Regions from separate parts of the Homo sapiens genome. Here region 2 is linked to region 1. A link is a loop called in an ENCODE intact Hi-C map of the cell type or tissue named here. Cell type or tissue: endothelial cell of umbilical vein. All regions are shown on one strand. Each heading gives the region's core, and the rest is flanking DNA. Links, peaks and the distances in the headings are about the cores only.

Region 1 (5,385 bases), core at 172-5,171:
GAAAAGTGTATTGCAAGACATAGGTATGTGCTATTATCAATGGATGATTACCATTTGGTATGCCTACATTTTTCAGTGTTCAACCTGTCCATATATTAGGAGGCACCAAGGCTTAAAATTAGACTATGTGTAGTTTTTTGTTTTTTTTTGTTTGTTTTTTGTTTTTGTTTGTTTGTTTGTTTTTGAGACACAGTCTCCCTCTGTAGCCCAGGCTGGAGTGCAGTGGCGCGATCTCAGCTCACTGCAATCTCCGCCTCTTGGGTTCAAGTGATTCTCCTGCCTCAGCCTTCTGAGTAGCTGGGATTACAGGCGCCCGCCACCATGCCCGGCTAATTTGTGTATTTTTAGTAGAGACGGGGTTTCTCCATGTTGAGCAGGCTGGTCTTGAACTCCTGACCTCGGGTGATCTGCCTGCCTCAGCTTCCCAAAGTGCTGGGATTACAGGAGTGAGCCACTGCGCCCTGCCGACCATGTGTAGTCTTATTGGAACATCTAGAAGTTCCAGATGCTCCACTTACCTCAGGGATTACATTTTTTCATGTCCACTTTATGCTTCGGGGACAGTATTCTCAGGAAGACTTTCCAACACAAGCCAGCATTTAAGGCAGCAGGTGATATGTGATATGTCTAATGAATTGCTTTTGGAATTGAATCATTGTCTTTCCTACTGTACAAGCTTTAAAATACTTGGTCTTTGGGGTCTCCACACCATCTGCACACTTAAAGAAATCCAAGTGCAACAGAAACCAGTGATCACAGTTCATGATCACATGGAGCACTGTTCCCAAAATGGGCTATAGCAAGTTGATGTAGCTTCAGTGCAGCAATGAGCTTGACATTCTGCATTCCACTGGGTTTGGAATTTTTTAAATGTTTCTGTGTTTTGGTATTCAGAAACAGCATCTCAGGACTGAAATGAAAGATTAGAGGAGAATGTATTTATAGCACAGAATTCCCTTAAGAATGTAAGCTCTTGAGACAAATTGCATTGGTTCTAATCTACTCTCCATTTACTGGCTGTGGGACTTTCCCACACCTTTGTTTCCTCTACATAAAATAGGAATGCTGACATTACTACTGATCTCAAAACTACTGTGTGTATTAAATGAGGTTATCTACATAAAACATTTTGAACAGAGCTTTTTCACTTGGTGAATGCTCAATAAATATTAATCACTGTTTATTAACTAAAAATTTAGCAAGTTTGAAAATTCTCTGATTAATGCATAGACAAATCATGAGATGACTTTAAGCATATTTTGGTAATATAATGAGAGTTCCAAGAAATAAACTGGCTTAAAGCTTAGTGATCCTTCACCTATATGTTTAAAAATCTTATCAAATTACTACAACTTAAAAGTGATAGGTGAAGTTGAAGATGCTAAGACAAATCAAATTCTTGCATTCAAAATAATTTGCATTCTATCAGAGTGCTAATAATAGCAAATATTAGTTGAACACTAAATTATAGGCACTGATGTGAATTCGCTCATTTTATCTGTGTCAGAAATAAAGTTACACATGGCGTAACAATGTTTCAGTCAACAATGGACTGCATAATAGTACAGTGGTCCTATAAGATTATAATACCATATTTTTACTGTATCTTTTCTTTGTTTACATATGTTTAGATACACAAATACAGTTGTCTGTAGTATTCAGCCCAGTAACATGCTGTATAGGTTTTTGTAGCCTAGGAGCCATAGGCTATACCCTACAGCTTAGTTGAATAGCAGGCAACAGCATACAGCCTATTGTATAGTGGGCTATACACTACAGCCTAGTTGTATAGTAGGCTATATGATCTAGGTTTGTGTTAGTATGCCCCACAATTTTCACACAAAGACAGAACTACCTAACAATGAATTTCTCAGAACATATCCCTGTCATTAAGAGACGCATGACTGGGCCGGGCATGGTGGCTCACGCCTGTAATCCCAGCACTTTGGGAGGCTGAGGCAGGCAGATCACCTGAGGTCAGGAGTTCCAGACCAGCCTGATCAACATGGAGAAACACTGTCTCTACTGAAAATACAAAATTAGCCGAGCATGGTAGCACATGCCTGTAAACCCAGCTACTCGGGAGGCTGAGGCAGGAGAATCACCTGAATCCGGGAAGCAGAGGTTGCGGTGAGCCGAGATTGCGCCATTGCACTCCAGCCTGGGCAAAAAGAACGAAGTTCCGTCTCAAAAAAGCAAGAGAGAGGCATGACTGCATATGAAGCAGGCATTAGTAGTATCATATTTCATAGGTAAGGAAACTGAAATAAAGAGCATTTAAGTAACTTGCCTCCGGTTACCAAATCGCTCTACTAGTTAGAGCCAAATTGAGGGATCTCAGTTTCAGACTCAAGGAATCTGGCCTCAGACTTTACTCTCAATCACTGCTCTGTACTCTTTCTATAGTGCTTCATGAAAATCATTCTAGCAGCATGTGCAAGATAAAAGAAAAATAAGAGATCATGGAGATAGGAAGACCAGGTATTAAAATGATCCAGACAGAAAGAAACAAAGGCCTCAAATACACAATAGCCATAAGGCTGGAGAGTATAGAATAAATGAAAGAGATATTGGAGAAAAGAAGCTAAAAAGACTTGGAGACTACCTGTGGAGAGCCTGGGAAAATTTGCAGGAAATGTTAGAATTCAAATAACTGTATTTTATGGATGCCCCTGGATAGGGCACATGCTTTTGTTTCTCTAAAGTCTACAACACTGTCTGTTGTCTCTTTGGCCCATCCCAGTCTTTTAATCTCTAGATTTGTCCGTCATAATATTTCAAATGGTATTTCCAAACCATCTCCTAGTTTCCCTCAAACAAGAACATAGACACTGAACAATTTCACAGTTGTATGACCAGTATTTTTCTAAAATAAAAATTACTTTTTACCCTGAAAATTTATAATTATAAAATTTATGGCTAAAACTATTAAATATAAGAACCAACAACACTAACAACTACCAGAAAGGCCACACGATGGCAGCAAAGTATAGGGTACAAGCAGCAAGAGCCGGCGGCCTAGAGGGTGCTATGCACTGAATTCTCAGATTCCGTCTATTCTCTATTGAGTTCATACATATTAGTCAGCAGCTGTAATGCTAGTAACATTATCTCCACACAGCACCTCACACTTTACAAAACTCCCACAGATACTTTCTCTCGTCTACTTCTTACCACCACTCTGAGAAGTCAACAGGAAAAGGATCATGCTTTGTGTGGAGGATAAAGATGGAAGTTTTACTCCAGGTACTAGAAGCACCTCAGAGGCTCAAAGGTGAGACAAAGATCAAAACTTTGTCGTTGTTTCTTTTAGGATATGATCTGGGGAAATATAATATGAATGGGAATACTCTACCTTCAACTTTAGTGGGGAAAAAAATCTAAGGCTTTTTTAATAGAACTGGGAATTTTTTAAGGGGTTGGGGCTGTAAGTTATTCCTCACCGAAGTTGGAGAAAAAAAAAGGGAAAAGATAAGGAAAGGGAAAGGGCTTTATTTTTTTAAGTAACAAAGGCTAAAAATTTTCTTAGAGATTATTATAGAAAGCTTAACTGGAGAGAAATATGCCTGGGGGGAAAAGCATGTATCCTCCAAATGGTGCTTGCATTCATTTTCTAGGGCGGCTTTAAAAACCCACTACAGACTTGGGGGCTTAAAACAACTCTTCTGGAGGTCTGAAGTCCAAAATCAAGGTGTCCACAGGGCTGTGCTCCTTCCAAAAGCTCTAGGTGAGAATCCTCTCTTGACTTTTTAGCTTCTGTTAATGCCAGGCCTTCCTTGGCTTGTGGTGCATAACTCCAATCTCTGCCTCCATTTTTACATGGTCTTCTCCATGTGTCTCTTTCTTTCTTTCTTTCTTTCTTTCTTTCTTTCTTTCTTTCTTTCTTTCTTTCTTTCTTTCTTTCTCTTTCTTTCTTTCTCTCTCTCTCTCTCTTTTCTTTCTTTCTTTCTTTTTTTCAGAGTTTTGCTCTTGTCGTCCAGGCTGGAGTGCAGTGGCGCGATCTTGGCTCACTACAACTTCCCCCTCCTAGGTGCAAGTGATTCTCCTGCCTCAGCCTCCCGAGTAGCTGGGATTACAGGCACCAGCCATCATGCCTGGCTAATTTTTGTATATTTAATAGAGATGGGGTTTCACCATGTTGGCCAGGCTGGTCTTGAACTCCTGACCTCAGGTGATCTGCCTGCCTGGGCCTCCCAAAGTGCTGAGATTACAGGTGTGAGCACCATGCCCCGCCCTTTGCATGTGTTTCTTATAAGGACACTTGTCATTGGATTTAGGGTCCACCTAGATAATTTGGATTGATTTCATCTGCAGAACTACATCTGCAAAGATCCCTTTTCCAAATAAGATCACATATACAGTTACCAGGGTTTAAGACACGGGGAAATCTTTTAAGGCCACCATTCAACCCACTGTAGTGCTCTTGTGACTGTACTTCCTCCTGCCAGTGGGGAGCTCATGCATGTACACATTATGGACTCCTACCCTTCCGTGTGTTTAGTTGCCATAGAGCAATAATATCTGATCTCTGCTCCAAAATCTGACACCATTTTGCTGTATCCTCTCCTTGGGTTGTCTCCTCACCTGTAAAATAAGAGAGTTAGACCAGCCAATGGTCACAGTCAAAAGCGTTCTTGGTCTAAGAGGAAATGAACAGTAAGGCTTCAGAGAAATGAAAGCATTCATATTTTCTGCCAATTACTTGTCATATTATAGTGGAATCAGCTATCTTATCTCCCTCATTAGTTTTGAGAGTGTTTTTGTTAATTTTTACGTTTTATTAAATATCTGCCTATTGTGGATATTTAATAAATCCTGAGACTATAGAGATGGGCAAGACAGAGTCCTTCTGCCAGGAAATCCATAACCCAGTAGGAGAGACAGATACATAACGTTATCACTGTGAGGTAGTGTTCAAGCAGTAAGGAGAGATCCTTTGCATACATGAGCATAGAGCCCACGTGACCACTCTAGGCTATGGGTAGACTCAGGTATGAGATAACATTTATTCAACCTTCGAGAACCAACTTAAGGGTGTCCTTCATAAAAGACCAACTTATGAAGGGCACACTTACGTTGGTTCTCCAAAGTTGAATAAATGTTATTAGCTGAGCAAAACAGGAGAAAACAGTACATGCGGAATAATCACCATGTCTAAAGATGCTAAAATGTGAAACCAACTGGTTAAGTGCCTTGGATAAAGTACAGCGATGAAAGGTAGAAAAAAAATATTGTCTGCAAAGATAATCTTATGTGAACACTTGCTTTGGGGCCAAGCATCATAGCATATGCCTTTGTATATTATATAATTTCTCATAACAGCCTTTGTGGTAGAATGTCAGTGTAGGTTAAGCTGTGCTGAGGTAACAAACAACCCTCAAATAT
Region 2 (5,385 bases), core at 127-5,126, 900 kb after region 1:
TAGTGCTTCATTCAGCCAAGTAAGTTCACTGAGTATGAGAAAGGTCTCTGAGTTTTTTCTTTTTCTTTTGGATACAGGGTCTCACTCTATCACTCTGTCACCCAGGCTGGAGGAGGACAGTGGCGTGATCTCGATTCATTGCAACCTCTGCCTCCCAGGTTCTAGCGATTCTCCTGCCTCAGCCTCCTGAATAGCTGGAATTACAGGCAGCCACCACCATGTCAGGCTAATTTTTTGTATTTTTAGCAAGGATGGGGTTTCACCATGTTGGCCAGGCTGGTCTTGAACTCCCAACCTCAGCTAACCCACCTGCGTCGGCCTCCCAAAATGGTGGGATTACAGGCGTGAGCCACTGTGCCCGGCTAAAAACATTTTTCAAATGAACACTGCATCCCCCTCTTCCACCCTGGCCTCTTGTGTCCATATCCCAACCATTATCCCCATCATCTCATTTTAGATAAGAACATAGTCTCATCTAAAAAGCTATTAAAATACAACTCAAATGTCATATGCAGGCTTCCTTCACTAATTCAGAGTGGAGGCCATTAAGTTCAGCTTTGGCGTCACAAGAAGAATGTTGTCTGCAGCTTGGTTAGTCACAGCCCCTTCTCAAATGTGCAGCACAGGCGTTGGTTCTCAAAGCAGCTTACCCTATTAGGAGGACGTTTGAACGGTGGAAGCTTCATCCTACATTGGGGCAGAATCTGCTCCTGGGAGCCAGTAAGGGTCCACTTGCTCCCCCTCCTCCACATGCCAACTTCTTTCAAACTTAGGGATCAACTCTGCCGTCCCCTTCACCCTCTCTCCCTCTGGTGTCGCACAGGAACCTCCGGCTGTTCCTCTAATAACAGCTTGATCAGGCCTCCCTCTCACCTTCCTTATTCTTCTTTTTTGGAAAAGTTCCTAAATTTGTCATTGTCTGATCCTGGAGACCACATTTCAAGACAGACAATTACTTCTGATAATATGGACCCTGAATTTATTTAAAGATAACCTTAAGTTGCTGTAGCCCTTTGTTTTGAAAGCAAACACATCTCAGTGTTAACTCACAATTCAGCCACATGGCTTCCTGGCTTTTGCATTCAAGCTTCCTTTTGTCACACTAAGAGTTCAAAAATGTCCTGGCTTCATATTGACCCTGTTAGTTATACTTATTACTATGTCTTAAAAGAGCAGCTCATCTTGGTGGTTTACCACATACCCAATGGTATTTTAGTAAATATCTAAAAGGAAGAGACCACCAGCAGGACAGTTAACACAGAAACTTAAACGCACACTGAAAAGCAAAATACAGATCAGAAAAAAAATCTTATTTTTACTATGAGACGTACACTGTCACTAGTCCGTAATTCTGAGTGTATAATTCTGCATTCGAGAGGATTGGGCCAGACTCTGTTTAGCACAGCAAATACATAAAGCTCTCTATCATTCCTGTCCACCCATTTTTATCTGAGTATTTCTGGTTATCAATCCCTGATAGCCTTTAATAGTTCTTAAAGTATCTGACACAACAATCAGGGCTTTTTGGAAAGGAAGAAATATCAGAGATGAGCTCACCTTTAACAAGAAGGTATTGAATAGTCTATAAGTCAGGTGCTCACTTCTTACCTAGAATTAATTCTGTTTTGTTTCATTTTATTAATTAAATTTGTCATTTTTTATTTTAAATTGTTTTAATCATTGGAATTCAACTTTGATTGGAAGGCAGGAAGGCAGCAAGGCAGGAAGGAAGGAAGGAAGGAAGGGAGGGAAATGAATCATTTACCTAAACATTATATTAATTGTTATTCCTTAAATGTAACAAGTCACTTTTAGAAACAAAGTTTCCAAAGTTTTATGAATAGTTTGGTGTCAATGGAATAAGAAGAACATTCAAAAGACAGAACATATTGAGTTCATTTTAGATGAGCGATTACTGTGCACCTACTATTTGTGCCTAGTACAGAGCTACAGCACTTAGGATGCAAATCTAAATAAGAACAAGACTGCTCTCAAGATGCTCACATATTTGAACAAATGTACACATATTTTGCAGAAGCTGAAACAGAAAAACACTAATGAACCATGAGACAAAGTATATATCCAAATCTATCTTCTAGGAAAAATGAAAGAACTTTAGAGTTTAACACTTTCAGAGGCCTCTTCTGTACACTAAAGTGGTTAGAAGCACGAGGATCACTTTTTTAATCCAGGAATTAGACTTGTTTCTAGATAGCATTTTAATATGACAATTATTAAACTATGTGTAATTAACATTTTATGGATAAATTACATGTCATAATGCAAAAGAACCACAAAGAACCTTTCATGTACAAAATGCTTTGTGATTTAAGTTATAAGTGTTAGAGGAAAAAACTTTCATTTTCAAACAAAACATAAACGTCAAGTGCATCAGAGATTTCATGTTCTGATTCCACGGGAGTTCGTAGTGAGTTGAAAAAGCGGGCAGAGACGCAAACTCAAACATGGCCACAAGAGGGCCACAGGAGAGGACTGTGCAAATCTTTACCACACCATGCTGAGAACTGTCAAAACCGTCTTTTCTTGCTAGGAAAAAGGAGTTTCAGCCAAGTGCAGTGGCTGATGCCTGTAATCCCAACACTTCAGGAGGCCGAGGTGGACGGATCACCTGAGGTCAGGAGTTTGAGACCAGCCTGGCCAACATGGTGAAACCCCGTCCCTACTAAAAATACAAAAATTAGCCAGGCATGGTGGCAGGCACCTGTAATCTCAGCTACTCGGGAGGCTGAGGCAGGAGAATCGCTTGAACCCAGGAGGCGGAGGTTGCAATGCACCAAGATCATGCCACTGCACTCCAGCCTGGGCGACAAGAGTGAAACTCCGTCTCAAAAAAAAAAAAAAAAGAAAAAAGAGAGTTTCCAGCAGCCAGAAAGTAGAGTTCTCAAAATTTGAATACCAAGAAACATGAGTACACTAGCTACGGTTCTACAAATGTTCCTCTTCCTGAAATTCAGGGTACAAAAGTAAGAGCAGTGTCCTTCCTCCTAGCACATCAAGAGGCTTCAGCTTGAACAAAGAATGTTACCTCCTTAAAGGACAGTGTCCTGGTAATGTCTAAATTACTTATACTGCGTCAACTTCATGCTGGAAGCAAATTATATTTTAGCAAGGATTTGAATGCAGTGTCAAAGCTTCATCTCCAGGATTTGTGAGTGGCATGGGACTGGGTTGGGATGGGGGGAAATGTGTGTGTTTTAGGGAGGCTTTGAAGAATTAAAGATGAGAAGTTAAAAGAAGATACTTTGGCAATCATTGTCCACCAAAGCCAAAGTCCAAATGTCTCCATTCTTAATTTCAAGAGAAAACACGGAATTTTGGAAAAAGAGACACTAGAATGCATTTAGTCCAAGAGTCCAAGGTACTCACCCATTCCTATCACAGGACACGACTCCCCAGAGGTCCAAGCCGTCCCTTGTTAAGGTGCCTGTCTAAACAGAAACAAATGCTCCATTTACTCTGAAGATCCAGGCAAGGAGCGGTGGCTCATGCCTGTAATCCCAGCACTACGGGAGGCGGAGGCAAGAGGATCACTTGAACTCAGGAGTTTAAGACCAGCCTGGGCAACATAATGAAACCACCTCCCTATTTTAAAAAAAAAAAAATCCAGTGGCCCCATAGCGAAGACTCCGTAGTGCAGATAAATAAGGTATTTTTGTAATGAGAAAATACTTCACAAACATATTAACAAGATCAGCACTTCAAGGAGGGGCACAATGGGTGGGTCTCTGGAGTGCCCGTTGGAAGCGTTGATGAGCTCATGCCAGTTGTCTAACAAGCTGGCACTTAATCTTTTCAAACTTTAGTGTCCTCCATAACAACAACAAAAAAAGTATCTTCCTCACAACTTCAGAGGATTGTTTTGAGGATCTAATGGTAGACTGAATGGATGTGAAAGTCCTCGATATAAAATGGGTGAGTCCTAGTTTCATAGCAGAAGTTTAAAATATGTCATTAAAATAAGGAATAGAGTGAAATTTTTACCTGCAGGGCACTGTGAACAGACTCGAAAGAAATGGTTTGCTATTTGGTAAAAAAAAAAAAAAAAAAAAAAAAGGTGGTGGTATTTCTCTCAGTGCAATATTATGGTTAAGAATTCAGGTTAGGTTTAAACACCAGTTGTGTGACCAGAGCAAATTAATCCCCCTAAATATAAGAGCTCTTATCTGTAACATGGTCATAATCTCAGAGAGCTGTGGTGAAGATTAAATGGGATAACATAAAGTGTTTCATTTAATATCTAGCATACAGTAAAAGCTAATAATAATCATAATTATTCATAATTATTGCTCATTTTTTATACAAATTGAGGTCACAATTATCTCTCCCACTCCTGTTTCTTTTTCCAGGTCCGAGGATATAATCTCATAAATAGAATGTCATTTCTTACATTGCTAGTTTGATCACAAAATAATATACAAAATGGTGGCAAGAGTCATGTTGACTTTCTGTTCTTGGTAGATCTTTCTGATATTCCAATAACTATAAAATACAGCCCTGATCCCATTAATTCTCAACTATCAAAACCTTCAGTGTACTGTTGAATGAATATAGCTTCAGTTTGGGAAAATAAAAGAAGTTCTCAAAATGAATAGTAGTGATGGTTGCAGAACAGTGAGAAGGCACTTAATGCCAGTGAACAGTACACTTAAAAATGGCTAAAATAGTAAATTTTATGTTATGTGTATTTTACCACATTTAAAAAGTAAATTAAAGAAAGAAGTCAACAACAGCAACAAAAGCCTTCAAATAACCCTCCACTGCTTAAAATATATGTAAACAATTTCTTAGCCACACATTCAAGGTCCACAGATAGCTTCTCCCATTACCAACATCCTGCTCTAGTCAAAACCACACTCTCTTGCTTTCCTGCCTCCAGGCCTCTACCCATGCTCACCTGTTCACAATGCCCTGAAAGGCATTTCCATCTTATTCTCTCACAACTCCCACCTTCACCCCAGCATATGTGTGTACAGACTAAATAAATACAATAAAAAGACGGTAGAATACGAGGCTGGTTGGGAATAACTGGCAAATAATCAAGGGTAATTTTAAGCAATAAAGTACAGATGGGAAAATACAGCAAAAGCTTGATATGAGTATCATAGTAAGGCACAGTTTAATAAACTCTTCCTTTTTTATTTGTTCATTAATTCAATCGATATTTATTGCACACTAACTATATGCCAGGCAATATTCTCAGCATCAAGGATACAGCAGTGACGATAGCAAAGGGTTTAAATTTTCGTCTTTGTATGAAGGTTTTGACTGCAGAGAAACAGGATGCTACTTTAATTGCTTTTCATAGGATATCAAAGCTGGAAGGACCCAAAAAGATTCTCCTATTTAGTACCCACTTCTCCTCTA

What was found. Peaks named below come from ENCODE experiments on the same cell type or tissue, not always from the same donor. Only the 100,000 strongest peaks of a DNase experiment are listed, where the experiment ranks them.
Region 2: it touches region 1 in a loop (6-fold over the local background); 8 of 110 quality-filtered maps call a loop at or near these places.

Annotation. Positions count from the first base shown.
Region 1 is chr3:192,563,898-192,569,282 of GRCh38, forward strand. The region is part of intron 2 of FGF12 (fibroblast growth factor 12); the gene reads right to left. It overlaps LOC124906319 (a long non-coding RNA gene), which reads left to right and starts at 3,104. Exons shown (of 3, transcript XR_007096220.1): 1 at 3,104-3,274; 2 at 3,618-3,727. RefSeq lists an enhancer at 3,085-3,134. In endothelial cell of umbilical vein, for the core only: a CTCF peak has its summit at 2,980 (motif pointing right); a DNase peak (open chromatin) is centred at 2,984; H3K27me3 peaks cover 500 bases.
Region 2 is chr3:193,459,375-193,464,759 of GRCh38, forward strand. ATP13A4 (ATPase 13A4) reads right to left here. Exons shown (of 30, transcript NM_032279.4): 13 at 3,388-3,449. Among named protein-coding and RNA genes, the nearest start is that of ATP13A5, 83 kb to the left of the region's middle. In endothelial cell of umbilical vein, for the core only: a CTCF peak has its summit at 2,462 (motif pointing right); DNase peaks (open chromatin) are centred at 1,047 and 2,457; H3K27ac peaks cover 1,683 bases.